2 separate regions of the Homo sapiens genome follow, and region 1 is linked to region 2. A link is an interaction called in ENCODE POLR2A ChIA-PET data of the cell type or tissue named here. Cell type or tissue: GM12878. All regions are shown on one strand. Each heading gives the region's core, and the rest is flanking DNA. Links, peaks and the distances in the headings are about the cores only. Region 1 overlaps SMIM13 (small integral membrane protein 13). Region 2 overlaps LOC105374928 (a long non-coding RNA gene).

Region 1 (15,213 bases), core at 8,916-12,915, 380 kb after region 2:
AGTGGACTAATACACTGAACCTTGAGTGAACACTGGTGGCTGGAAGACAGTAGTCCCTGTGGGCCTAGGGCAGCTGTGGCCACAAGGAAACAGTTCTCTGTTTGAGGAAAGGGAAGACTGGGAGGGATTTTGTCTTACAGCTTCGGTGCCAGCTTAGCTGCAGTAGAATAGAGAGCACCAGGTAAATTTGTAAGTTTCCCAACTCCTGGCTCTGGCTCCCAGACAGCTAGGGGAGAACTCACCCCACCCTAATGGGAAGGACAGAAGCCTGACTAGATTCACCACCTGCTGATTGTAGAGCCCTTGGGCCTTGAGCAAACGTAAGTGGCAGCCAGGCAGTGGTCACCATGAGCTTCAATCAAGACCCATTGTTATGCTGGCTTCGAGTCTGACTCAGCACAGTCCCAGCAGTGGTGGCCACAGGGGTGACTATGTTATCCCTTCCCCAGCTCCAGGCAGCTCAGCACAGAGAGACTCCATTTGTTTGGGGGAAAGTAAGGGAAGAGAACAAGAGTTTCTGCTTGCTAACCCAGAGAATTCTTCTGGATCTTACCCAAGACAACCAAGGTGGTGACTCTACAAGTCTGCAAGAGCCACGGCATAACTGGGCTTGGGATGCTTCCCAATGCAAACATGGCTACAGTGAACAAAGACTTAGGTCACAATGCCCAAGTCCCTTCCAAAACTTGGAAAGCATTCCCAAGAAGGATAGGTACAAACAAGCCCAGATTGTGAAGACCATAATAAACACCTAACTCTGCAATGCCCAGACACCAATAAACATCCAGAAGTATCAAGACCATCCAGGAAAACACGACCTCACCAAATGAACTACATAAGGCATCAGAGACCACTCCCAGAGATATGTGACCTTTCAGAGAGAGGATTCAAAATAGCTGTTTTGAGGAGGCTCAACAAAATTAAAGAGAATGAATTTGAAACCTATCAGATAAATTTAACAAAAAGATTGAAATAATTTTTTTAAATCAAGCAGAAATTCTGGAGCTGAAACTTTCAACTGACATACTGAGGAATGCATCAGAGTCTCTCCACAGCAGAACTGATCAAGCAAAAGAAAATTAGTGACCTTGAAGACAGGCTATTTGAAAATACGCAGCCAGGGCTGGGCGCCATGGCTCACGCCTATAATCCCAGCACTTTGGGAAGCCGAGGCAGGCAGATCACGAGGTCAGGAGTTTGAGACCAGCCTGGCCAACATAGTGAAATCCCGCCCCTACTAAAAATACAAAAATTAGCTGGGTGTGGTGGCACGCACCTGTAGTCCCAGATACTCGGGAGGCTGAGGCAGGAGAATTGCTTGAACCCGGGAGGCGGAGGTTGTGGTGAGCCGAGATGGTGCCACTGCACTCCAGCCTGGGCAACAGAGCGAGACTCCATCTCAAAATAAATAAATAAAATAAATGAAAATATGCAGTCAGAGGAGACAAAAGAAAAAAGAATAAAGTACATCTATAAGATCTAGAGAATAGCCTCAGAAGGGCTAATCTGAGAATTACAGGCCTTAAAGAGGAGGTAGAGAGAGAGATTAGGGTACAAAGTTTATTTAAAGAGATAACAGAGAATTTCTCAAACGTAGAGAAAAGTATCAATACTCAAGTACAAGAAAGTTATAGAACACCAAGCAGATTTAACCCAAAGAAGACTCCTCAAGGCATTTAATGATCAAACTCCCAAAGGTAAGGGACAAAGAAAGGATCCTAAAAGCAGCAAGAGAAAAGAAACAAGTAAGATACTCAAAAGCTTGAACATGTCTGGCAATCAATCTCTCAGTGGAAACCTTACAGGTCAGGAGAGGGTGGCATGGCATTTTGTTGTTGTTGTTGTTGTTGTTTTGTCTTTTGTTTTGAGACGGGGTCTCGCTCTGTCACCCAGGCTGGAGTCTGGAGTGCAATGGCACGATCTCAGCTCACTGCAACCTCTACTTCCCAGGTTCAAGCAATTCTCCTGCCTCAGACTCCCGAGTAGCTGAGATTACAGGTGTGCACTACCATGCCCAGCTAATTTTTGTATTTTTAGTAGAGACGGGGTTTCACCATGTTGGCCAGGCTGGTCTCAAACTCCTGATTTCAAGGGATCCACCCGCCTTGGCCTCCCAAAGTGCTGGAATTACAGGCGTGAGCCACCACACCAGGCCTTTTTTTTTTTTTTTTTTTAAGATGGAGTCTCACTCTGTTGCCCAGACTGGAGTGCAGTAGCGCAATCTCGACTCACTGCAACCTCTGCCTCCCTGCAACCTCCACCTCCCGGGTTCAAGTGATTCTCCTGACTCAGCCTCCGAAGTAGCTGGCCTTACGGGCGCACACCACCATGCCCAGCTGATTTTTGTATTTTTAGTAGAGATGGGGTTTCACCATGTTGGCCAGGCTGGTCTCGAACTCCTGACCTCAGGTGATCCACTGGCCTCAGCCTCCCAAAATGCTGGGATTACAGGCGTGAGCCACCACGCCCGGCCATGGCATGGCATATTTAAAATGCTAAAGGAAAAAAATTTACCCTAGAACAGTTTATCGAGCAAAAATATCCTTCAAACATGAAGGAGAAATCAAGACTTTCCCGCTAGGGGATTTAGTCAACACCAAACCTGTCCTACAAGTGATAAAAGGAGTTCTTCAACCTGAAAGAAAAGGACATTACTGATAAGAAACCACCTGAAGGTATATAAAAAGGTGCTCAACATCACTGATCATCAGAGAAATGCAAAACGAAACTACAATGAGATATCATCTCACCCAGTTAAAATGGCTTTTATCCAAAGGATAGACAATAACGATTGCTGGTGAGAATGTGGAGAAAAAAGGAACCCTTGTACAGTGCTGGTGGAAACACTGTGTACATAAATTAGTAACACCACTATGGAGAACAATTCGGAGGTTCCTTTAAAAATCTAAAAATAAAACCACCATATGATCCAGCAATCCCACTGCTAGGTATTTCCCCACCTACCCCCCTAAAAAAAGGAAATCGATATACTGAAGAGATACCTACATTCCCATGTTTACTGCAGTACTATTCACAATAGTCAAGATTTGGAAGCAACCTAGGTGTCCATCAACAGACAAATGGATTTTAAAAATGTGGTACATACACACAATGGAATCCTATTCAGCCAAAGAAAAGAATGAGATCCTGTCACTTGCAATAACATGGATGAAACTGGAGGATGTTAAATAAAATAAGCCAAGCACAGAAAGACAAACTTTGCGTGTTCTCACTTATTTGTAGGAGCTAAGAATTAAAACAACTGAACTTATAGAAAGTAGAATGATAGCTCCCAGAGGCTGGGAACGGTACTGAAGGGGCAGGGAGTGGGAATGGTTAATGGGTACAAAAACATATTTAGATAGAATGAATAAGATCTAGTATTTGACAGCACATCAGGGTGATTACAGTCAACAATAACTTACTGTACATTTATAAAAATAACTAAAAGAAAATAAAAGAATTATAATGCAAAGGATAAATGCTTGAGGTAGTGAATACCCCATTTATCCTGATGTGATTATTATGCATTGCATGCCCGTATCAAAATATCTCATGTACCCCATATATGTACCTACTATGTACCCACAAAAATAAAAAATACATACAATAATGTATTGTATATTTCAAAATAGCTAGAAGATTTGAAATGTTTCCAACACAAAGAAATGATAAATGTTTGAGGTGATGGATATGCTAAATACCCTGCTTTGATCATGGTAAATTATATGTATGTATTGAAATATCATATATACTCCATAAATATGTATGATTATTATGTAACAATAAAAATAATAACAGCTAACTTTTAAAACTCTGGGATAAGAACTGTAAGAAAATGCTTTGCACATATCATCTAATGGCCAAATTGTTATTCAGTTTAACTAAACTGTTCTGTCATACACTTCTGGTATGCCACACTCCTTGCTGCTAATAGGGCTCAAAATCTATTCATCTATGGTATTGGTAATCATCTTATGACAAATATAACACGAAATAGAAAGTCACACACATAGTTCATCTCTTGTTATTTTAATAAAGCAGCTTTTAGTTCAAGTTAGAAAATTCCAAAGACTTAGCTTAAACAAAAAAAGGGGAATTTACTAAAAGCTACAGAGGTGTCTGAGAGAGCACGGGAGGAAGCGCCCTTACGAGGGACAAGCACTAGGAGAAGGTTCTCGTGAACTGAGGTCATTTGCTCAGCATTATCTGTTTCTCTCTGCACAGCGGCTCCATTTTCCTCTACGCTTCTCTCTGTAGATTGCTCCTCCTCCCCCCAGCTTTCTAAAACACAAACCTAGAAAAAACACAACGTAGAATCTCTGCCCTAAACTGAATTCAAGTGTCAGCCCCAGGAGCAGGTACAGTGAACATGGATATAGGGCCTATCCCTGAGAGGACATGGATGTTTTTATTTATTTACTGTAGAGATAGGGTCTTGCTTTGTTGCCCAGACTGGTCTCAAACTCCTGGTTCAAGTGATTCTCCCGCCTTGGCCTCTCAAGGTGCTGGGATTACAGGTGTGAGCTGCCACTCCCAGCTGACATGGGTGTTTTTTGAGATTTAAGAGGGGAGTAGAGGGAACAGCCTGGAAAAAGATCCCCAGTAATGATATCTCCTCTACCTTTATTAGACAATAGGCTCTTGGAGGACAGCCTCTATCACAGGAGCCACCCCAAAAAAAAACCCAGACAGGCAATTATTTTGTTAGATAATGTCTAACCAAAACTTTTAATCTTCTTGGAATCTGCCTCAATTCCTTTAAAACACAGGCCTGACCTTTGATAAAGGTCCACACTGCAAAAAGTCCTCCACCTCTAGAGCAGAGGAACTACTTAGTCAGGGCAAGGTGGGGTCACAAGAAGATAGGCCTGACCTTTGGTCCATACTGCAAAAAGGTCACAGGCCTGATCTTTGGTCCACACTGCAAAAAGGTCACAGGCCTGACCTTTGGTCCATACTGCAAAAAGGTCACAGGCCTGACTTTTGGTCCACACTGCAAAAAGTCCTCCACCTCTAGGGCAGAGGAACCACTCAAAGTCGGAGCAAGGTAGGGTCACAAGAGGATAGGATTCATATTTTCCCTTTCAGGGAAAGGAACACCTGTAAAAGTAAGGCAAGTTCAGAATTATTATCCAGTGGAACGATTCTAGTTAAAGGTATGTGATTATCACACTGCACCTTTCATAAGAGGGATCATTCGAACTTCAAAATCTGCTGAGGAGTTTTTAGAAAACACAGATTGCCAAGAGCTCATCCCAGATATCCCAAAATCAATCTCCAGGGATTGTGCTTATTCATTTTTTTTAAGCTCCCTAGAATGATTGCGATGGACATGCAGCCTTGGAAAAGACAAAAAGCAGTGAAAAAGAAGCATGAGTGCTGCTGCCAGTGAATTGTGGAGACTGGCCAAGGAAAAGAAGAAAAAGATTAGCAGTGGGGTGCCCATGGGGGATAGACAGAACAACAGTTGACTACAGAACCTGAGAAGACTCCACTTGAGAAAAGGCAGCTTAATGCAAAAATCAGTATTTACTAGTGAGACGGTGTAGGTATGTATGTAAGGGGAGCAACAAAGAAACTGGCCAGACATTGCTGATGAGTGGAGCAATGCTGCAGGAGGACCATGGATATGATGACCAACATAATGGATAGTCAGAAGTGGACATAAAGAATGACTGTATCTTGCTCCAAGTAGAATTGTATTATGTCTGGTTAATAGAATGTTTAATACAGCACTTATGCATTCAGAACTCGTTCTCTTTTATACAATGAGTGGAAGAGAAGACAAGTGCAAAGTTATGTAATAGAAAATAAAGCATCACCCTTTACATGATATTGGTAAGAGAGCACCAAATAACAGCAGAGGGGTGTGTATGCAGGTGTGTGTGTTGGGAGGGGGAGAGGCACCTGTATAACCATAAATATAGACCAACCTAATCCGGACTCTGGGCCCTAATGACTAACTTCTCCCAGGTGAGCATATGTATTTTGGGGGACAGGGGAATGAAGGAAGTAAAACCACTAAAACCCAGGCAGCCTTCTTCTGAAAAAGACTTACCCATTGCACCCTGCATGCCTACAGCGGACTTCTAACAGAAGTATAGCTTATACAATTCCCAGACCCAAAGTGCACATATCAGAAACTTCTTAACTCTTATTCTATGGGCATGGGTCTGGAACCATGTCCTGGGATTTAGTAAGACAGAAACAGTAGAGAGTGAAAGAAGAAAGGAGAGGTGAGGGGCAAAGTACAGTCCACAATATACTGATTGTTAAGATGGGTTTTGCAGTTTTTCAGCTTAAAAGGAAGTTTATGTCTTGCTTCAGTATCGCATTGTATGCCAGAATAACTAATCAGCAATAGAGGGTGTGTATTCTGAGATAGGCAAAAGAGCACTCACTTCTGTGTGCCAATAACTAAGCATTTGTTCAAATGATGAATTTCATGAAACACACTGTAAATTGTTTTCTATGTAAGATAAACATGCTGGCAGCAGAAGGGTTGTGATAGATGAACTTGAGTGATGAACCATCACTATCAACACACCACAAACCCAGGGGAGAAGTGTAATTTCACCTTCAATTACACAGTTATCAGTTCACACAGTGCTTTTACATTCAATCACTGTGCTTTTACACGACCCATCTGAATGAGACCAGCAATCATTATTCCCATTTTCTAAATAAGAAAATAAAGGCACACAGTGACTCATGACATTGGAAGACAGCCAGCTACATAAGACAGAGCAATGAATCTTAACAGCGTATCAAATTTCTCAGATTTTCATGGTGACAGTATGACTGAAACACAAAGCACTATCTAGAGAATGAGAATACGATTTTGCTACTTGCTGTAGTCTGAATGTTTGTGTGCTCCCAAAATTCATATATTGAAATTTAATCCCCAATGTGACAGTATTTGCAGGTGGAGCCTCTGGGAGGTGATTAGGTCATAGGGTGGAGTCCTCATGAATGGGATTAATGCATTTATTAAAATAACACCCCAGAGAGCTCCCTCACTCCTTCCCCTTCTGCCATGTTTGGACACAGTGAGAAGACAGACATCTATGAACCAGGAAGCAGGCCCTCACCAGACATTAAATCTGCCAGTACCTTGATCTTGGATTTCCCAGCCCTCTAGAACCATGAGAAATAAACTTCCGTTGTTTATAAGCCACCTGGTCTATGGTATTTCTGTTACAGCAGCCCAAACCGATTAAGACACACTACCCAAGGTATTTTCAGTCCAAAAGCCCAGGTGCAGTATAACTACAAATTCTGATCTTTGTAAATTGTGGAATCATTCCAGTGGAGTTATATAATCTCACCTTCATGATAGTATCTAAGTAGCTAGTTGACTGGCTCACTACCAATTTCACATTTATAAAAAGCTCTTTTCCATTTTCAATCTTATTACCTTATTTCCATTTTATTCTGAAGGCAGCAAAGGCTCATCTATGAGACAGTATGTCCAAATCCTAAATGTAGACTAAACCAAGTAAGCCAAGCTCTTCTAATTCTTAAAATTCTCCCTCTATTGTACACACCCCTTTCTCAATGACACACTAGGCAATGCTAGAAGTTATTAAGCCCCTGGAGTTACCACTATCAAATCAATACAAATTTGAATCATAGTACCTCCAAATCCAAAGCTTTTCTATCCAATAATCATAAGACATTTCAAGTTACCTTTTAAAATCTCTTCTCTCCTCTTTCTGTTCTCTTCTTCTTCTTCTGGTGATCACAACACTGCCATGGATCCAAATATCATCGTTATTATAGATGATGAGGACCAAATTTTCTGTTTTTTTGGAGATGGAGTCTCGCTCTGTCGTCCAGGCTGGAGTGCAGTGGCACGATCTGGGCTCACTGCAAGCTCCGCCTCCCGGGTTCACACCATTCTCCTGCCTCTGCCTCCCGAGTAGCTGGGACAACAGGGGCCCGCCACCACGCCTGGCTAATTTTTTGTGTTTTTAGTAGAGACGGAGGTTCACCGTGTTAGCCAGGATGGTCTCGATCTCCTGACCTCGTGATTCGCCTGTCTCGGCTTCCCAAAGTGCTGGGATTACAGGCGTGAGCCACCGAGCCCGGCCCGAGGACCAAATTTTCATCCATACTTTCCACCTTTCCTGAACCTCAAGAGGGAATTTCTACCTGGCTAGTTTGAAGACATCTCAAAAACAGTGAGTGAGTGAGAGAGAGAAAGAGAGAGAGGAGAGAGTGCACGCGCATGTGTCTGCTGTCTGTCTCCATCCAACAGCTCTTTGGGAGAACTACATTCTCTCCCCATCTCTATGGCAGAAAAGAGTTCTTCTTCAGCATTTTGTTCCCACTTTATCTTATCCCAGTGCTATAGATTCTATTTTAATAAACCCTCTCACATCTGTTTCCTTCTCTACACTCCTAGTGTCATTCTCTATCCTAGATCACATCCTTGTATCTATCAACTGGATTGTCCCCATAATTTCTTATATCTCAGAGGCATGTTAGACTGCAATGTTCTTCCATGAATCCTAACTCAGTAACTTATTTCCGACTTCGGCAAGTTAACCTCTATGTGCTTCAGTTTCCTGTTCTATAAAATGTGAATAACAGTACCCATTCTCAAAGGGTATGTGGTAATTAAAAGTTAATACATGTAACAAGCTAAAGTGAATGCCTAAAACATAATAAGTACTCATCAAATATTAGCTCTGTTACCATCTCATAGGCTCCAACCTCCTCCCCTCTAAGGCAAAGAATACAGATATGAGACTACTACCACTGTAACTAAGAATTTTAAGTATTATTAATATATAACTTTTAGATCGTTCTACAATACTATTACCTCAATATGACCTATTTTGGGTAATTGCTTTAGCACCTCATGCTCACTTTCATCCTGCATAGTACTGACCACCTTCCCTATGAGAAACAAGTTTCTTAAGGAAACGAAACGTATGGTTTAATCAGTTTTCCAGTGTGTTCACTATGCCTTAAAGTAGCACCTGGCACAAAGTAGATACTCAAAACAAATCAACTATTATTCTCCCTGTCCCAACCCCACTCCCAAAACTATCAAGATTTAATTAATTTGACCAATTGATTCATTACAGAGCTCAATGTCTGCTCTGAAGAGTCCTACTATATAACATAGTAGCTACTGTATAGCAAAAGCTGCTGGTGCCCTTTCACAAAAGTACCAAACAACCCTCAACCAAACTGACCTGAGATGTACAGAACATTTCAATCAATAGCAGAAAAAAACATTCCTTTTGATTATATATGGGACGTTCACAAAGGCAAACCATATACTGGCCATAGGTGGTGGTTCATGCCTTTAAACCCAGCACTTTAGAAGGCTGAGGTGGGCAGATGACCTGAGGTCAGGAGTTCGAGACCAGCCTAGCCAACATGGCGAAACCCCATCTCTACTAAAAATACAAAAATTGGCCAGGAATGGTGGCATGCACCTGTAATCCCAGCACTTTGGGAGGCCGAGGCGGGCGGGTCACCTGAGGTCAGGAGTTCGAGACCAGCCTGGCCAACATGGTGAAACTCCATCTCTATTGAAAACACAAAAATTTGTTGGGCATGCAATCCCAGCTACTTGCAAGGCTGAGGCACAAGAATCGCTTGAATCCGGGAGGCGGAGGTCGCAGTGAGCGGAGATCTTGCCACTGCACTCCAGCCTGGGTGACAGAGAGAGACCCTCTCTTAAAAAGAAAAAAAAAAAAAAAGATAGACCATATTCTGTATCATAAGTCCCATTAAATGTAAGAGTAAACCCTCCTAAATTTTATCATACAAAATACATTGTGTGACCATAAAAAAGTCAAATTAGAAACTGATAACGAAATATCTGGAAAAGAACAAATATTCAAAATTTAACAACATACTTCTAAATAATCCATGGTTCAAGGGAGAAATCACAAGTGAAATTAGAAAATATCTTGAATTGAATAAAAATTTAAACGTCAAAATCAATACTTACAAACAACTATTAAACGTCGGCCAGGCATGGTGGCTCACGACTGTAATCTCAACACCTTGGGAGGCCAAGGCAGGCGGATCACGAGGTCAAGAGATTGAGACCATCCTGGCCACCTGGTGAAACCCCGTCTCTATTAAAAAAAAAAAAAAAAAATACAAAAAATTAGCCGGGCGTAGTGGCGGGCGCCTGTAGTCCCAGCTACTTGGGAGGCTGAGGCAGGAGAATGGCGTGAACCCGGGAGGCAGAGCTTGCAGTGAGCCGAGATCCCGCCACTGCACTCCAGCCTGGGCGACAGAGCGAGACTCCGTCTCAAAAAAAAAAAAAAAATACAAAAATTAGCCGGGCGTGGTGGCAGGCACCTGCGGTACCAGCTAGTCAGGAGGCTGAGGCAGGAGAATCAGTTGAACCCGGGAGGTGGAGGTTGCAGTGAGCCGAGATCGCGCCACTGCACTCCAGCCTGGCAACAGAGCAAGACTACGTCTCAAAAAAAAAAAAAAAAAAAAAAAAAAAGAAACAATTATCATTAAATGTCTATTTTCTTAAAAATAAGAAAAGTCTAAAATCAATAACCCAAGATTTCCCCATAAGAAACTTGAAAAAGAAGTACAAATTAAACTCAAAATAAGCAGAAGGAAAGATATATAGATATACGCATAAACCAATGAAACAGAATATGGACAAGCAATAGGGAGAAAACAATCAATTAAACCAAAGGTGGTTCTTGGAAAAGATCAATAAAATTTATAAACCTCTAGTCAGGCCAATTACAAACAAACAAGAAAGGACACAAATAATCAATATCAGATCCTACAGGTGTTAAAAGGCTAATTAAGAAATATTATAAACTTTATCCCTGTAAATTATACAATTCAGAGTAAACAGACACAGTGCCTGAAAAACACAAACTCTGAAAGCTCATTCAAGAAGAAACAGGTAAGTGGAATAGTCCAATATCTAATAAAGAAACAGAATTTGTAGTTGAAAATCTTTCCAAAAAGAAAAGTCCCAGCCCAGATGAATTCTACCAAACATTTACAAAGAAATTATGTCAAATGTGACAGACACACTCTAGTAATCCCAATGAGTCAATCCTTTGTGTAATCTTTATATGACTCCTCCTCTTGAATGTGGGTAGAAACTGATCTGCTTCTAACCAACAGAACATGGCAAAGCTGGCCAGGAGCAATGGCTCATGCCTATAATCCCAGCACTTTGGGAAGCTGAGGTGGGCGGATCACCTGAGGCCCAGAGTTTGAGAACAGCCTGGCCAACATGGGGAAACCCCATCTCTAGCAAAAAATACAAAAATTAGCTGTGTGTGGTACTGCATGCCTGTAGTCCCAGCTACTTGGGAGGCTGAGGCACGAGAATCGCTTGAACCTGGGAGGCGGAGGTTGCAGTGGGCAGAGATCACACCACTGTACTCCAGTCTGAGTGACAGAGTGAGACTCTGTCAAAAAAAAAAAAAAAAAAAAAAAAAAAAAGAGGAAGGAAGGAAGGCCGGCCGGCAGGGCATGGTGGCTCACGCCCGTAATCCCAGCACTTTGGGAGGCCGAAGCAGTTGGATCACCTGAGGTCGGGAGTTCGAGACCAGCCTGACCAACATGGAGAAACCCTGTCTCTACTAAAAATACAAAAAAATTAGCCAGGCATGGTGGCCCATGCTTGTAATCCCAGCTACTTGGGAGGCTGAGGCAGGAGAATTGCTTGAACCCAGGAGGCAGAGGTTGCAGTGAGCCGAGACTGAGCAATTGCACCCCAGCCCGGGCAACAAAAGTGAAACTCTGTCTCAAAAAAAAAAAAAAGAAAAGAAAAAAGAAAGAAAGAAAGAACATGGCAAAGGTAATGGGATAGTTAATCCCTTTATTAGGTTATATTATTTGGTAAAGATGAAGGGATTTTGAAACTATAATTAAGGTCTCAATCAGTTGATTTTTAGTTATTCAAAAGTGAAATTACCTTGGGTGGGCCTGACTCAATTAGGTAAAAACCTTAAAAGAGGGATTGGGACCCTCCCTGGTGTCAGAGATTCAACTGGCATGAAGAGGTGAGCCACCTTGAGTCCTCAGTCACAAGGAACTGAATCCTGCCAACAACCACATAAGCTTGAAGGAGGAACCCAAGCTCCAGAAAGGAACGCAGCCAGGCCAACACCCTGACTGCAGCTTTAGGAGCAGAGGACCCAGCTAAGCCAGGTGGAGACTCCTGACCCACAGAAACTGATATCTAATAACTGTGCGTTGTCTTAAGCTGCTAAATTTATGGGAATTTGTTATGCAGCAATAGAAAACCAATATAGCAATTGTATGTAAATGCTTCCAAAAATCCAAAGAGACAGGAACAGTACCCAACTCATGTAATAAGGTCTGCATTAACACGATGACAAAACCAGACAAGGGTGTTTAAGAAAACCACAAGTATTTCTCATGAATATAAAGAGAAAAATCTTAAATGTTTACTAAATTAATTGCTACAGTATAGAAAATGGATAACATGTCATGACCAAAACAGGTTTATCTGAGGAATGGGTTACTTTCACATTCGAAATGCAACAAAATCCACCATATTAACAGACTTAAAAGAGAAAAAATACAGCCGGGCGTGGTGGCTCATGCCTATAATGCCAACACTTTGGGAGGCCAAGGTAGGTGGATCACTTGAGGTCAAGAGTTCGAGACCAGCCTGATCAACATGGTGAAACCCCGTCTCTACTAAAAAATACAAAAATTAGCTGGGTGTGGTGGTACACGCCTGTAATCCCAGCTACTTAGGAGGCTGAGGCACGAGAATCACTTAAGCCTGGGAGGAGGAGGGTGCAGTGAGCCGAGATCATACCACCACATTCCAGCCTGGGCGACAGAGTGAGACTCCATCTCAAAAAAAAAAAAAAAAAAAAAAAAGAGAAAAAGTGCATGACCATCTCAATACAGAAAAATCATTAAAAAAAAAAATCCAATATCCACTCCTGATTTAAAAAAAAAAGAAAAATCACCACAAAGTAGAAACAGAGGGGAAGTTTTCTTCCTAAACTTGATAAAGAATATCTATTAAAATCCCACAGCTAATAATTTATTTAATGGTAAAAGGCTAAATATTTCACTCCAAAAGATCAGGGAGGAAGGTCTGCTCTCACTCCTTTCTTGCAACATTATAAGGCCCTAGCCAGTGCAATGAGGCAAAAGCTAAAAGACAAATGTACACATTGGGAAGAAAAGGTAAAACTACCTTCAACTGCCTGTAATCCCAACACTTTGGGAGGGCGAGGCAGGTAGATCACTTGAGATCAGGAGGTTGAGACAAGCCTGGCCAACATGGTGAAATCCCATCTCTACTAAAAATACAAAAATCAGCCAGGCGTGGTGGCGCGCACCTGTAATCCCAGCTACTCAGGAGGCTGAGGCAGGAGAATCGCTTGAATCCTGGGGGCAGATGTTGCAGTGAGCCAAGACCGCGCCATTGCACTCCAGCCTGGGCGACAGAGTGAGATTCCGTCTCAAAAAAATTAAAAAAAAAAAACAAAAAGAATAACTTTATATGTCATACCTTAAAAACTTGATAAGAAGGACTTATCAAACAATAACAACACAAAACAAATGACATTTAAAAATAAAAAGGCAGCCGGGTGCGGTGGCTCATGCCTGTAATCCCAGCACTTTGGGAGGCCGAGATGGGTGGACCACCTGAGATCAGGAGTTCGAAACCAGCCTGGCCAACATGGTGAAACCCTGCCTCTACTAAAAATACAAAAATTAGCTAGGTATGGTGGCACATGCCTGTAATTCCCAGCTACTGGGGAGACTGAAACAGGGCAACCTTTTGAACCCAGGAGGCGGGGGCTGCAGTGAGCCAAGATTGTGCCACTGTACTCCAGCCTGGGCAACAAAGCAAGACTCCATCTCAAAAAAATAAAAATAAAAAGGCAAGCTACAGAATAGAAGAAAATACTTGCAAAACATATCTGATAAAAACAAACAAAAAAAACTTGTATCCAGAATAAAGAATTGTTTACAACTTGATAAAAGTAACACAATTTTTTAAATGAGTAGAAAAAACTTGTAAAGATGATTTACACAGAAGGTAGAAAGAATGGCAAATAACACATAAAAGATGCTGAAAATAATTAGTCATTAATGAAACAAAAATCAAAAGCATAATACCCATCCTCTAGAATGGCTAAATTAAAAACAGACAATACCATCAAATGTTGGTGATGGATGCGGAGTAACAAATTCTCACTCATGACTGCTGGCAATGCAAATGTTTGGCAGTTTCTCAAGAGAAATGAAGTTACTCAAGAGAAATGAAAACATATGTCTACACCAAGATTTGCAACTGAATGTTAATAATACTACTAACTACTAATACTACTACTACAGGCTCACGCCTGTAATCCCAACACTTTGGGAGGCCCAGGCGGGTGGATTACTTGAGGTCAGGAGTTCGAAACCAGCCTGGCCAACATGGTGAAACCCCGTCTCTACTAAAAATACAAAAAAATATATAATAAAATAAAATAAATTAGCCAGGCATGGTGGCAGGTGCCTATAATCCCAGCTACTTGGGAGGCTGAGGCAGGAGAATTGCTTGAACCCAGGAGGCAAAGGTTGCAGTGAGCCAAGATCATACCACTGCACTCCAGCTTGGGCGACAGAGCAAGACCCCATCTCAAAAAAATAAATAAATAAAACAATAATAATACTAACAGCCAAAAGCTGGAAACCACTCTCATGTCCATCAATGAGTAAATGGATAAACAAATTGTGGTATATCTATACAATGGAATACTCTTTCAGCAATACAAAAGAATGTATTACTGATATACACAACACAAATAGATTTCAAAAGCATTATGCTAGCAGAAAGAAGTCAAACACAAAAAGCATGTTGTGTGATTTGATTTACATTAGAAAGGTAAATTTATGTTTATGGAAAGCAGTTTGGGCCAGGTGTGGTGGTTCATGCCTGTAATCCCAGCACTTTGGGAGGCCAAGGACAGCAGATCACTTGAGGTCAGGAGTTCAAGATCAGCCTGGCCACCATGGTGAAATCTTGTCTCTACTAAAAATACAAAAATTAGCTGGGCATGGTGGTGCACACCTGTTAATTCCAGCTATTCAGGAGTCTGAGGCACAAGAATCACTTGAACCCGGGAGGTGGAGGTTGCAGTGAGCCAAGATTGCATCACTGCACTCCAGCCTGGGAGACAGAGCGAGGCTGTCTCCAAAAAAAAAAAAGCA
Region 2 (15,213 bases), core at 6,916-10,915:
ATTCTAAAAAACATTTTTTTTTTTCTGAGATGGAGTCTCATTCTGTCTCCCAGGCTGGAGTGCAGTGGCGTGATCTCGGCTCACTGCAACCTCCATCTCCCAGGTTCAAGCGTTTCTCCTGCCTCAGCCTCCTGAGTAGCTGGGATTACAGGCATGCACCACCACACCCGACTAATTTTTGTACTTTTAGTAGAGATGAGGTTTTGCCATGTTGGTCAGGCTGGTCTTAAACTCCCGACCTCAGGTGATCCACCCACTTCGGCCTCCCAAAGTGCTGGGATTACAGGCATGAGCCACCGTGCCAGGCCATCAGTTCTAAAAAACTTAAAAAAAAAAATCATCCTTTAGTATGTGAAACAGATAATATATGATGTCCAAGGGCGGTTTATCCTAGGAATAGAAGGTTGTTTCAACTTTAGAAAAATCAATCCATGTAATTCAAGCAGACTAAAGAGAAAACATATATGATTATCTCAATAGCTGATAAAAAAGCATTTGGCAAAATTTAATATTCATGCATGATTTTAAAAAGATAAAATGCTCAGCATTCTAAGAATAGAAGGAAATTTTCACAATTAGATATAGTGTGTCTACAGCAAACCTAAAGCTATCATACTTAATAGTCACATATTGAAAACTTTCTTCCTAAAATTAAAAAAAAAAGCAAGATATCTCCCCTTACCACTCCTAACCAGTATTGTACTAGAGCTCTTAGCTAGTGAAATAAGGCAAGAAAAAGAAATAAAATGACATACAGATTGGGAAGAAAAAAATAAAACTGCCTCTACTTGCAAATGACATTGACTATACAGAAAAATCCCATAGGATCTGTAAGAAATGTTATAAAAATTTTAATTTGGTTTAGCAAAATTTCAGGATAGAGGTCAATATACAAAAATCAATTACATTTCTATATACTGGCAATGAGTAATTAGAAAATGAAATTTTAAAACCAGTATCATCTACAATAGCATCAAAAGCTGAAATATATAGCTATAAATCCAATAAAATATGTGCAAAATCTCTATGTTGAAAACTAAACAACACTGACATAAAAAACGAAAGAATATCTGATGCTGTGAATTTGGTCACCTGGTTCCAATTCCATGTCTTCCTCTTTACTTACTATGTAAATTTGAGCAGTTTCTTTAGTTACATTGTATTCCTCTTGCTCATTTGTAAAATTAGACTGATAGTAATAACTACATAATGAGGTAATGTTACAATATGTGTCTAATAGAGCACCTGGCATATCATGAATGCTCAATAAATGTTATCTCTCTTTATTTTTATTAAAATGACAGTGTGTATAAAGTCAGTATTTTACTGATTTTGCCCAATGTTGTTTCCACAAGGGTGGTTCTTTTAAAATAAATCATATATGTCATGCTTTTGCATATGTGGCAGTCATGAAAATGCACCATGTTGGTCTGCTGCTTCAGAAGCATAACTGACTTATGGCCCAACTGCTGTCCTTTGTGACGCACCACCACCTTTATGCTAAATCCATGCTTCCTGCCAGCTCCCCCGAGCCAATGACTCAGTGCAAATGCCTGAGTTTCCCTGGCAGAAGCTAGAGGAAAGCATAAAGAGGTGAGATGTGCTAGAATGGATATATTATGTGAAACCTGGACACTAACCAGAGGAGTATGTCCCACAGGAAGGCCCATTCACCAAAACATCAGGCCTCATCTATGTTCAGTGGTTGCTGTCACAGAGCTAGGTAATTAATATTCATGAGGATAGTAAGGCCTCAGAATGAGAGACCAAGTGGCCAAGCTTAACCACTAGAAACCCAGAGTCCACAGTTACTGTAACGACCGGGAAGATCAGAGGCATCAAAGGGGCTTGACCTTCAAGGAGGTGGAGGGATGGATACTGGAGCATGGCATTCCCACAGGCAAAATAGATAAGGGCAAACAAGGCTGACGCTTAACATCTACAACGAGAAAAGGCAAGAAAGGAGGGGCAAGAGGCTGACAGCAATTGCCCCAGTAAAAAGTCAGGATACTTTCCTCAATTCTAGGAACTGAGCCAATTTTCAGGTCCAAAATCCATTGACTAAAAAGACAGCCAGGTCCCTAAGAATAAGTACCCTGCAACACTGCAACAAGTTTATATCGAGATGACTTGTCCCATCCTTCCCTAAAGGGACCCACGACCATTTGCTTAGGTGACTGTATGCCAGGGAAAGGGAAGGTCTAGACTATTGCACACAAGTTCCGAGTTGACCTTGACACCCGGACCCCTTGTTGAAGTGGGGCCTTATAAGAATCAAGTAATGAATGGAGTCCTAGCTGGGTCTGGCACAGAGTGGGCCCACAGAACCTGTAGACTCACCCAGGAAGCATTTCTCCATTTCCATGTATCACTGGAATGAATGTACTTGGCAGTTGGAGTAAACCCTATATTTGTTCCTTGGTCAGTGAGGAAGTGCTATCATAGTGGGAGAGGCCAAATGGAAACTCCGAAACTGTCCCCCAGGCAAGATGGTAAATACAAAATAGGGATTGGTCGTCTCTATCATATCTCTTTTTAATTGCTAGTCTCCCCCAGCAGGAAGTGGATGGACTCTGAAGAATGACAACAGATGAGTACAGTTTCAATCACATGGTGGTCGACTGCGGCTGCTGTGCCAGAGGTGGGATCACAGCTGGAGCACATTAAACAGGCCGCAGGCCCGTGGCATGTGGTTGTCTATTTGGTGAATGTGCCTTTTCTATCCATATTAGAAAAAAAGATCAGGAACAATTCACATTCACGTGGACAGACTCCAATATTCATTTATTGCTTTGCCTCAGAGCTATCTTAACTCAGCTGCCCTTTGCCATAATAGTCTGAAATAATCTAGATCACCTGAACCCACGGAACATCAAACCCATCCACTGCATCAATGACATCATGTTCATTGGCCAGAAGAAGCAAGAGGTGGCTAGTATGCTGGAGGTCTTGGTAAAACACTCATGCTCCAGAGAGGAAAAGATGAATGAGGATTTAAGGAATCCAGTGGTTAGGTTCATGCTGGAATATTCCCTCCAAAGCAAACGATAAATTGCTGCATCTTATATCTCATACCTCAAAAAAGAAGTGCCTGGTAGGCCTCTTTGGGTTCTGAAGGCAACTCATGCCACACTTAAGACTGCAGTTCCAGGCCAGGCGTGGTGGCTCACGCCTGTAATCCCAGCACTTTGGGAGGCCGAGGCGGGCGGATCACGAGGTCAGGAGATTGAGACCATCCTGGCTAACACGGAGAAACCCCATCTCTACTAAAAATACAAAAAAAAATTAGCCAGGCGCGGTGGCAGGCGCCTGTAATCCCAGCTACTCAGGAGGCTGAGGCAGGAGAATGGTGTGAACCCGGGAGGCGGAGCTTGCAGTGAGCCAAGATAGCGCCACTGCAGTCCCGCCTGGGCGAAAGAGCCAGACTCCGTCTCAAAAAAACAAAAAGACTGCAGTTCCAGCTCACAAATTGGGCAACATGATTATTGGCAGCTTTGAGTTGTGCCTGAAGCACAAAAAGGCTAGAGATGCAGGTCTGTCACCTGTGAAAGGGGAGGGAGAAGGAGGGTTAGTTAGGAAGAGTCTCAAACTGCAGTGCTGTCCTGCAAAAGTCTCAGCCAGCCCAACAGAGAGCTCCAGAGCAAAGGCTGCCTGTTGGAGAAGTTCCATGATGAACAGAAAGGGCCAGGCCCTGGCACGCCCACTGTGCTCATTAGCTGTTAAAGGTCTGCCTAGGAAAAGCATGGCCTCAGCTCAACTGCTGTGGCTAAGCAACCAGAGGCACTGCAACCAAGGCCATCACCTAACTGCACCCTCACAGCTAATCTACAAGTTCTTTCTTGAAGGGAGATCATAATAGCTCCATATCCCCATATTGGAGAGAATTCTCACTCTGCATTCTGCCAAGGAGCTGGTGTGTGTGTGCGTTTGTGTGTGTGTGTGTGTGTGTATGCACACATGTGACAAAGGTTTATTTAACTTATCAATGAATGAAGAAGGAGAAGAAAAATTACTATATATAGTCAATGAACAAAAAGAATGCTGGAATAAGACTGCAAGTGAAGTTGAAACTGGTAAATTATAAAACAACACAACTATAATCTGTAGGATTTATATTTCCTACTGGACAGAAATGAATTGCAACATAATGATCCTCCACAAGTTAACATTAACTTTACAAGAGTCTCACCTTCATCAATAGCAAATAATCAAAGTAACTTTCTTCCTGTAAAACTTCCCAACTGGGGGAACATTTGCCCTCTCCTCACCCCAGAGATATCTGACAATGTCTGGAGACATTTGTGGCTATCGCAACTAAAGGGATGAAGGTGTGCTACTGGTGTCTGGTGGGCAGGGGCCAGGGATACTGCTAAATGACCTATTACGCCCTGAACAGCCCCCACGGCAAAGAATTACCCAGACCAAAATTTCAATAGCGCCAAGACTGAGAATCGTGTACAGATGACACTTTTGACAGCTTATTAGGCAATGCTCTAGTATGACACCGAAAGGGCGTAAGAAGATCTTTAATGTTTCCTTCTGCTTTCACTTAAATGTAAAATTGGGATAATGATATATCGAAGCAACTTCATTTACGGTGAAGGATGATTAAATAAAACAATTGTGGTTGATTGTATTTTTACAAAGATGATGCACAAATATATATCCCATCCCACATGCTCTTCTTCTGACGTGACACTGACATTCCTGTATTGAGGGGTGGAGGCTATGTTCCCTTCCCTTGAACCTGGGTAGACGTTTGCAATTACCTCTATCAACAGAACACAGCAGAAGTGACATTTCCTGACCTCTGAGGCTGGATCATAAAAAGCAACACGGCTTCCTCCTGGCTCTCTTTCTGGGGACACCACCTTGGATGTTCTGAGCCAACATGAAACAAGTCTGGCTATGCTTGAGAAACCCTAAAGAGGGACTACATAGAGACAGAGAGAAGCTCCCACCCCAGCCTGTCCAGTCTTATCAGCTCAGACACCAGACACGGGAGCGAATGAGGCTTTACAATAACCCCAAGTACTGTCTGATTGCGATCTCATGTGAAAGAAGCCTCCAGGCAGAACCACCCGACAGAGCTCCTTCTGAATTCCTGGCCCATAGACACCGTGGGAGATAATAAATGATTTTGTTGTCTTAAGCTTCTATATTTTAAGATGATTTGTTCCATAGCAACAGACACTAAAACAACCATACAAAAATAGTCCTTAGCACCCTGCATGGAAAGTGAGTTAACTGGTCACTCTTGTGGGGTAGTTTTAGTATTTTTAAGTAATATTTATGTAGTATTTTTACTGTTTCCGTGCGCAAGAGGGCACACTGTCCGTTGACAGCCCTCATACATGGAGGTGTAATTTTCTAATCAAAGCACCAGGTGGAGCCAACCCCTAATTTTTCACTGTCCCTTTCAGAGGGTGAACTTGACAAAATGGAAAAAAGGCTTCAGAATCAAACTAGCATGTTTAGGGCGATGTGTTAGAGAATGCTCAGTATTCTAAATTCTCAAATTCTAAAACACAAGGAAGCTTATTTTGATGAATAACTCATCCCTAGGCAGGGTGTACGCACAAAAAACAAGAAAATCCTTTTTTTTCCTTTGTTAAATGCAACAGAGAAGGTTATGCTTTCTTTAAACCCTGAAAAGGAAAAGAGATCTGCCAGCCTATGATTTCTAAACAATACTGTACTTAATTTTTGCCATTATCTAGACACATAGCTAATGCAAGTCTCTGTTTGCTGTTTGCTTCTGACAGTAAGACAATATTTCTGAATACTGATTTATGGGACTCAGATAACATCTGTACCACAATTTTAGCTTAAACATTTTTAGGTTTACATGTTTTCTAGTCCTTTATTTTGTATACACGAATTTAATGCTCTAGTGGCTGTGAAAATGGGCCATGATTCCGATTGCAGGAAATCTGGGAACCAAATCCCTTAAAATGAATTGGGTGAACCAAATACATTGTATCTCCCTCTTGTCAGAGAAATTCAAAGCAGACTCTACCCATCAGCATTCACTGTAACCTGAGCAGGTTGGCAACCCGTCCTTATTATGATGATCTGCCAGTGCCTATGTAACTCCTGAAGGCTGATGCCTCTACCCTGAGATGGCTCAAGGATGGTTAGGGCAATAGAGCAGTGGTCTTGAGAATAAAGATGGTTTTGTGATCCGCTTATCTGATTAGAGGTTTATACTATAAAGTCAAGGCTTCATAGCCTGGTAGGGGATAAATCAAATGTCAGAAAGGATGGAGGCAGCTTGAACTCTGAAGAGCTGATTTTCTGAGGGTATCCTACAACTTTGACTCCACCCATACCCTAGCTGACCTGTCATCTTGCTAATTAACCACAAGAACTGAGGGAGAAAGTAAGGTGTGATCAGCTCAAGTAAGGCGTGATCAGCTCAAACCCTATCTATCTTATGCTGGGACTAACACAAAAGAAAGCCAAACACAATTATATGGTAAATCAGTAGAATCATGTTCCTACCTAACGTGTGTCTGTCAGGGATGAGACTGATTCCCATGCTTAACTTATGGCCCTGTCTCATCACTTTGTGCTCATAGAATGTATACGTGACATATTTTTCTTTGACACACTAGTACTGGCAAAGGCTGTCTTCTTTGGCTTAACCACAAATTGTGGAGCATGAGAGCCTCAGAACATCTCCAATCTCTCCCAGCTAGTTTCGGAAATTCCCAGGGACAATTGTGCACATGCTCTCGAGAAGTTCCCCTGGATCCTCAAAACAGCCTTGTGAATCCACAGTAGCTATGGTGACAAGCCTGCTGCAACTCTTTAGAGGGTACTTGGCTGGGTCCCACAGTCACTGATACTGACAGCAGGATTTTCGGGTCACTACTAAGCACTTCCCACAAATGGCCATGACCTCATTCCATGCACTTGGTAGCCTGTCAGTGCAGTGGCTAGAGTGTGATGAGGTAGGCAGGGAGGCAGCCTCTGTCCCTGTGACTATTATCCTCCATTGCTAGGCTGTCTTCTTGGGGCTCATCTCCTTAGGGTCCTTTATCATGTCTATGAGGGCCTGTTCAGGCATACAGCAGTATGAGCAGCCATTCGTACTACCCAGTCTCTCCAAAAATGACGAAAAACCATGTTTTGTGGCCCAGATCTGTATACTCTACCTGGGGATGACTTCTTCCTCATAAGGCATTCACTCCTCAGGCAAATAACATACCATGGTAAGCCCACCCTATTGCCCTTGCACCTCCGATGCACCCACATTAGCAGGCTCAGCCCATGCTAGTTCCCAAACTGACCTTGGATTGTTCAAGCAACTTTAAACCCAAACCTACAAAGCTGGTGTGCAGCTCACAGTTTGATGACTATGTAAATTACATCCTGAAATGTCTCTACTAAACATGTGACTGGACACATCTGAATTTACAATGGGCACACGGCATCTTGGTTTCATAGGTGAAAGACTCTGAATAAGTACCTTTTTGGCAATAGTTCAATCTGAAGTGGATTAAGGCAAGATTTAGAATCTTTAAGCAGGGTAGTACTTTTTTCAAACGGGCATGTTTCCAAGGGATGGAGTCACTGGATGGAGTTTCCCAGCATGGCAGCCCTTCTCTGGTGGAGGCAGCTTGCTGAGATCAGGAGGGATGTTCAAAGCAGAAGCCGGCTCGAAGGTTCCGCTCATTTTTATAACAAATTAGCATAGTTCACACCCTCCCCCTCTACATGCCAATGTTAGAATGATCTCATAGGCAGGCCAACTCCACCCTTTTCTGTACCTCTAGACTTCCATTCAACTCATAGAGCTATGCCTTCTTCCTGTACTTTTGCCAAACCAGGCCTTGCAAAATTATTCCATCAGTCATGGGTGCTAATGAACTGGATCAGAAATTGACCACCTGGATACAGAGAGTTTACTCAAGGATACCGGAGTCATCTTTTCCTTACCTGGCCCCTTTGCTCACATTAGTTCTCTCGTCTCTTTAAAACAGTAATCAAACTGGCCGGGCACGGTGGCTCACGCCTGTAATCCCAGCATTTTGGGAGGCCGAGGCCAGTGGATCACCTGATGTCAGGAGTTCAAGACCAGCCTGGTCAATATGGTGAAACCCCATCTCTACTAACACAAAAATTAGCCAGGCGTGGTGGCATGCGCCTGTAGTCTGAGCTACTCGGGAGGCTGAGGAGAAGAACCACTTGCACCTGGGAGGCAGAGGCTGCAGTGAGCCGAGATTGTGCCGTTGCACTCCAGCCTGGGCGACAGAGCGAGACTCCGTCTCAAAAAAAAAAAAAAAAAAACACAGTAACCAAACTTTGCTTCACTGTGGTTTGGTAAAGTGGAGCAGGTGTCTACCAGTTTTTCATGCAACCTGCCCAAATGGCCCTTTCAAACTCTAATGGTGTGAGAAGCTCAGCTCTGGTAGGGGAGTGTACATTTGGTATTTCTCCCCTGCTGCTTACAAGTTCAAATGCTCTGTGCACTGACAGCAGCAGGAGGAGGAAAAGTTAAACATGGTGATGTTTACTAGAGGAATCTGTCCTCTGTAGTTGTAATTAAGAGGTTTGCTAGACCATATGGGACTGCTGACCAAGTACTAAAGCAGCTATGTCAAACACAACACCAGTGGTTTTATTTACAGCCAGGAAACCAGTGTGTTTCACGTGCTATCCCAACAGGGACCATCTCCACATCTTTAAAGAACAATGTGCCGATAAAAGAAGTAGAACGAAGGATTGCAGCCCCCCCAGCCCCCCTGAGCCTCTCTGCCTTCTGGTGACAGAAGCATTTTAATCGTCACCACCTGTAGAAAATGTTCTCTTCCTGGTTGCCTAACCCGGAGATCCAGCAGTTGGAATTCCAGACAGGAATTCTATAGTGTGGGATGGAGAAGTATTTGGAGATGATGTGGTCGCAGTTATCTCTCAAGTTATTCTGGAGAGGCCATTTTCTCTCTTCCTATACTTGTGTTGCCCTATTCCCAGTTTTACTTCACAATGTTTTGAGGCATGTCTATGAGGCCCCAATCCTACACCCACGTAATCTCTCTCTACACTGCCTTTCTCTCCCTAACCCTGCGGCTACAGCTCCCCACACCAGTAGGCTCAGCCCACACTAGTTCCCAAACCAACCTGGGATTGCGTAAGCAACTTTAAACCTAAACCTACAAATCTACTGTGAAACTCAGAGTTTGATGACCGTGCAATGACCCCAGTTCCTGGCTGCCATGTTACATCCTGAACCCTTACTACAGATTTAACTGGGATGGGATATCCCCGAGGTATCCATCAGGATCCAGCATCCATAATAATAGTTGCTCTCCATGGGGAATTTCTGCTAAAAGCAATCCTCTAATCCTGACAACAGAGACTTTCACCATCTTTGTCTTAAAAGATGAGGATGCAGGGGCCTGAAAGAGGCTATGTAACTTCCCCAAGTCAGTGTCAAGCTGGGACTGGAAGATGAGTATTCTAAAAATTATACACTGTGAGCTGTGATTCAGCCTCGAGGGACTCTACTTGCAACCACTGTCTGGTCTTCCAGTTTGAAACTTGTTCTGAGCTTCCTCTTCTACCTGAGTCTCCAACCAGGTTCCTCCTTGAAAACTGAGTTAGCTAGGTGACCAGGACCCTGTACCCCAGGTTCATCTCACCTGGCTTTCTATCGTTCACCAGAATTTCTTACTGCAATGTTCCCCTTCTCTTGGGACACATGACTGCTTAACATAGGCTTTTAATGTGTGGCTCCTTGTCTGTGAGAGTTGGGAGCAAAGTAGGCCACGGGCATGAGGAAGGCGATATTGTAGCAGCCTTGCTATCAGGGTCAACATGGTGCAGGCAGGCATTCGGTCCTCTGCAGCCCTGTAGGGCTGCAATGCGTACCCTCAATGACTCTCAGCACACACGTGTGCACACACCACACACACAACCCGATACACACATGCACACACTCCACACACACACACACACTCAAACATACCACACACACCACACACACAACCCGATACACACATGCACACACTCCACACACACACACTCAAACATACCACACACACAACCCGATACATATCACATACACACACTCCACACACACACACCACACACACAACCCAATACACATCACATGCACACACTCCACACACACTCACACAAACATACCACACACACCACACAACCCAATATACACACACATATACACACCACATATACACCACACAACCACATACACACCACACACATCATACACACACCACCCTAACACACCATACACACACAACCCTAATGCAGCAGCAAGTTGGAGGACAGAAAGACACATACATATACACACCACACACATATACACACCACACACACAAAACCCTACACACATCACACAAATATACATATACACATCACACACACACCATATACATACACAACCCTACACACATCACAAACCTATGCATACATACACATACCATATATACCCACACACACAACCACATACACAGCACACACACAACACATCATACACACACAACACATACACACGACCCTACATACATCACACACACATGCACATATCACATATGCACCGCACACACCATACACATACACATCACACACACGACTCTATACACATCACACACATAAATACACATATACACACCACATACGTACCACACACAACATACACAGCACACAGCACATGCATCATACAAACACATACACACACATACCACATACATAGCATATACGCTACACACACATACACACATGCTATGCACGCACATAGACACACACACACCCTTTCTTCCTAGATTCCCAAGTCTTACACTGCACCGCCACCTCTCCTGACAGGCATAGAGGGCTGACTGTATTGAAGCCCGGCTGCAATGAAAAAACCTGGTTCCCTTGGTGGCTGTGACAACAGCATCATCAGGCATCTAACCAAGGCAAGTGCTGCAGTCGATGTTCCCGAGTATTCCTCTCTAGATATAAGCTCCTTTGCTTCTGAAGCAATCTCAAAACTCCTTTACAGTCTGGTTCAACAAATTCCCACACTTGTACAATGTTTAGTCCATAAGTACTGAACATCAAAGCCAACAGAAAACCCTAGGCGTAGGTCTGTCTATTCAGAGATTATCTCAGTTGACAGCAAGTGAATTGACCCATCCAAACCACTGGGTTCCATGACAAATTCTTCTCCAGTACCTAATATCTTCGGGATAACGCATTCATTCGCTGAACAACTCTTTGCTGATTGCCGGTGTTAGGTCACTGAGGGAGACACACATCTATGACTCATGTGACCTCAGCCCTCCAGGACCTACCTTCCAGTTTGCTGGGTGTCATAGCAGATGCAGTAGGCAGACTGCTCGGACCAGCTCCACATCCATCCTCCATTCACAAGAAAGGCTTCTTGCTGTGAGTATCTGCAATTCTCTGCTGGGGGGATTTTCTTTACTGGCCAAGTGTGCCTGCCCTGAATGCAGGACAAAATGGAAATGCTCAAGAATGATTTTCCCTGGAATCCCTCAAATAAATAATGGGCAAGGCATTGGTGAATACACATTGGAGCCTCCCTGACCTTGGCTGGGATAACTTTGTTCCACATTGCCTCCAGTGGGATTGAGGTCTAGTCCTCCATATCAGTAACTGAACTGATAATTCATCCTTAATTGATTTTCTTTGCCTCCCACTTTTACTAACCCCCTCCTCCACTGATGATTACTGGGATCACCTCTCAGCTAAACTACTCAGATTTGAATCCTTGTCTCAGAATCAGCTTTCAGAGGAACCCCGACTAATTAAAGGGCTAAAATACATGTATAGATAGTTATAATTCTAGAAGAAATGAGGTAGATGACATTAGAGTGCTTTATTTAAAATCCTGTAAGAGTTCACAGGAAGAGTAAATTACTTTGAGTTCGGAAATTAGAAAAGACTTCTTGGAGGACAGTCCTTAAATGGGGAGTAGGATTTGGGTGTTCAGTGATGGAGCAAAAGACACTCTGAGTGGGGTTGGGTAAGTGGAGGCATGACAGCAGGAATTGAGTATGGCATGTTTGAAAACAGTTCAGTCTTACAGAAGCATTTTATAAAGGAAAACAGCAGCAGAGGAGCCAGGTAAAGATAGATTTTAAATCCTAATGCCAAGGTCAGAAATGTTTATCAAGCTATCTAGCACAGCTCTATCCAATACAAATTTCCAGAATGATGGAACTGTTCTAACAATGAGTTGTTCAAAATGGAGGCCACTAGATACAGGTGGCTATTAAGCATTTGAAATATGGCTAGTGCCACTAAGAAACTGAATTTTTAATTTAATTTAATTTAATTTAATTTTAACGAACTTAAGTAGTCAAATGGCCAAGGACTGCTATTTTGGACAGTAGATTTCCGGGCAATGCAATATGACAGGATCAGAAATATGCTTCAGGATAAGTAATCAGAGAACTGACTCTAAGATCATATGGGAGGTGATCTGAAGATAGAGACCGATGATGAGGCAGAATCAATAACTGGGTAAGTGTCGTTTCTTATTAAAGTTGAAAATGAAAATATTTTCTTCAAATAAAAAAACAAACACATAAATAAAACAGATGAAAGTGGAGCTAACCTTGCTAAAATGAGGAGAAGTCCTTGAGGAATCTCCCTGGAAATCCCAAAAGCTGCTCAGAACTCAGCTCATTAACCACTAGGCCAAGTCAAAGGTGGTGAAGAGTTCTACCAAGGTAATAAAAATGAAGAGGAGGAATAAATCTGGGAGACGTGATAGAAGTGAAGTTAATCTCTCTTAGCAACTAATTACGTATAAGAAGTAAGCCTTGAATATCTGCACATTTATTCTCTTATTCACCTAAGCCCAAACCCTGGTGTTATCCAAAATTCTTCCCCATTACTCAGTCATCACAAATATATTCTTCCCCATTACTCAATCGTCACAAATATACGAGGTGAACAAGAATAAAGCTTATTGAACAAAATTAACATACACAGTGTGACATAGATAGTATTGAGAAAAATCAGGACTCACATCCAGGTTCATTGATGAAAGGCTTTCCCTAGGGTTTCCTGCCCACCCCCAGGATAATGCAGTCATAGGAGCCAAGGTAGGGGCCTTTACAAGTAGGGTTGTCAATCAATAGTTTTAAACACAGCAGCAAGTTGGGGGAGAGAAAGACAAATGGATATTAAAGTTGGGAGTTAATTTCAGTTAGAGTTAAGGGAAAGAAGGTAGGCTCTCAGATGTCAGACTGCTAGGATTTCAGGGATATGGTAAACAAATGAAGTATAAAAAAAGTGAAGATGCAAAAGTGAAGGCAATGAATATAAACTACTCTTTAGCTCTTTGGTAAATGGAAGAAAAGGATGGAATACCCTGGGAATACTCAGCAACCTGCTTGCTGACTTGCATTTTCTTCGTCTGTGAAATCTTAAAGTATCAAGAACACCCAATGTCTTTTCTTTTTTCTTTTTTTTTGAGACAGTTTCTCTCTTGTTGCCCAGGCTGGAGTGCAGTGGTGCAATCTCGGCTCACTGCAACCTCCGCCTCCCAGGTTCAAGCAATTCTCCTGCCTCAGCCCCCTGAGTAGCTGGGATTACAGGCATGTGCCACCACATCCAGCTAATTTTGTACTTTTAGTAGAGAGAGGGTCTCTCCATGTTGGCCAGGCTGGTCTCAAACTCCCGACCTCAGGTTATCTGCCCACCTCGGCCTCCCAAAGTGCTGGGATTACAAGCAAGAGCCACCGCGCCTGGCCAACCCAATGTCTCTTCAAAGAAAGTCCTTGGTCATCTGTCACTTTACTTAGAACTAAGTGGCCTCATCATCAGATTGATAGGACCAGAGGTAAACCACTGAGGGAGCCATCTCTTTTAGGCTTACTTGTGAGAATGGAACAGCCTGGTAGAAGAGCTCTTCCCAATAGAGGCAGGGTGCACTGATGGCCAATTGCCCAGGGAACTCGCCCTCCCCGTCAAGGAGTTGGAACCCCCCAAAGACACCAGAGAGTTGCAGGTAGCAGCAGGGAAGGTAGAGGCAGAGACATAAATGGGGGATCACTTTGTCTCCTCCAGTCACCTGAAGCAGAGAACAATAAATTTATTCCCTGAAGAAACAAGATGACCAGATGCGTGGAGCTTCATGGTGTCTTGAAGGATGTTGCATTCTCCGCAAAGCTTTGCTGAAAGTGGTTGAGATCTTGTCTTCCTTATCTTCTCTTGCATCCTTATGAAAAAAACAGAACACAACATCTGTCTTTTGCATCTGAAAGAACATAGCCAAGGCATGGGATAGTCCTGAAGACAGTGAGGCGAAAGTCTTGATGCCCTTCAAAAAGTAATCCTAGAAAATTCTCATAGGGCAAGCCTCTTTCAAAAGATTCTCTAATGGCCATAGGTGCAATGGTCTCATTTTTGAGAAAGTACAGAAATTTTAGGTTTACTCACAGACTCTGGAATAGTGCCCTCTGCCCTACAGAATAGCTTTAACAAACAAATAAACAAACAAACAAACCAGAGTCTTGCTCTGACACCCAGGCTGGAGTGCAGTGGTGTGATCATAGCTCACTGCAGCCTTGAACTCCTGGGGTACTACAGACCCACACGTCACCATGAGCAATCCTCCTGCCTCAGCCTCCCACAGTTCCGGGATTACAGGGATAAGCCTCCATGCTGGGCTTGGAATGGCTTTATTTTAAAGAGACCAAGGTTACAGATAGCTGAAAAGTACAACTTCAGTCCTTTGCAATCTTTTCTAAACATAGCAGGCTGAATCTTCCCTTTTAGTACTGGAAAGATAAATTAATGAAAAGTCAGTACTTGAAAGAGAAAAAAAAATCCAATGACTCTGGAACGGAAAGCAACCTTGGAGATTATTATCTGAAGTGTATCTCTTCCAAAATTTATATGTGGAAGTCCTAACCCCCAGTTCTTCAGAATGTGACTGTATTTGGAGATGGGGTCTTTAAAGAGGGAATTAAGGTAAAATGAGTTCATGCAGTGGGCCGAAATCCAACCCGACTGGTGTCCTTATAAGAAGAGAAGATGAGGACATAGACATAACAAAGGGAAGACTGTGTGAGGACACAGGGAGAAGATGTCATCTGCAAGCCACGGAGAAAAGCCTCAGGAGAAACCAGCCCTATCAAAGCCTTGAGTGAGGAAATAAATTTCTGTTACTTAGGCTGCGCAGTGTACAGTACTGTGTTACCGCGGCCCGGGCAGGCAGAGAGC

What was found. Peaks named below come from ENCODE experiments on the same cell type or tissue, not always from the same donor. Only the 100,000 strongest peaks of a DNase experiment are listed, where the experiment ranks them.
Region 1: POLR2A ChIA-PET joins it to region 2 with 5 read pairs; 4 of 35 experiments call an interaction of 5 or more read pairs at or near these places.

The regions. Positions count from the first base shown.
Region 1 is chr6:11,112,256-11,127,468 of GRCh38, reverse strand. The region is part of intron 1 of SMIM13 (small integral membrane protein 13); the gene reads right to left. Among named protein-coding and RNA genes, the nearest start is that of ERVFRD-1, 8.1 kb to the right of the region's middle. RefSeq lists silencers at 237-437, 279-573 and an enhancer at 262-763. In GM12878, for the core only: no CTCF peak of the experiment used is centred there; no DNase peak of the experiment used is centred there.
Region 2 is chr6:11,486,558-11,501,770 of GRCh38, reverse strand. LOC105374928 (a long non-coding RNA gene) reads right to left here. Exons shown (of 5, transcript NR_187824.1): 2 at 14,060-14,206; 3 at 11,307-11,458. Among named protein-coding and RNA genes, the nearest start is that of TMEM170B, 44 kb to the left of the region's middle. RefSeq lists an enhancer at 9,647-9,766. In GM12878, for the core only: no CTCF peak of the experiment used is centred there; no DNase peak of the experiment used is centred there; H3K27ac peaks cover 3,073 bases.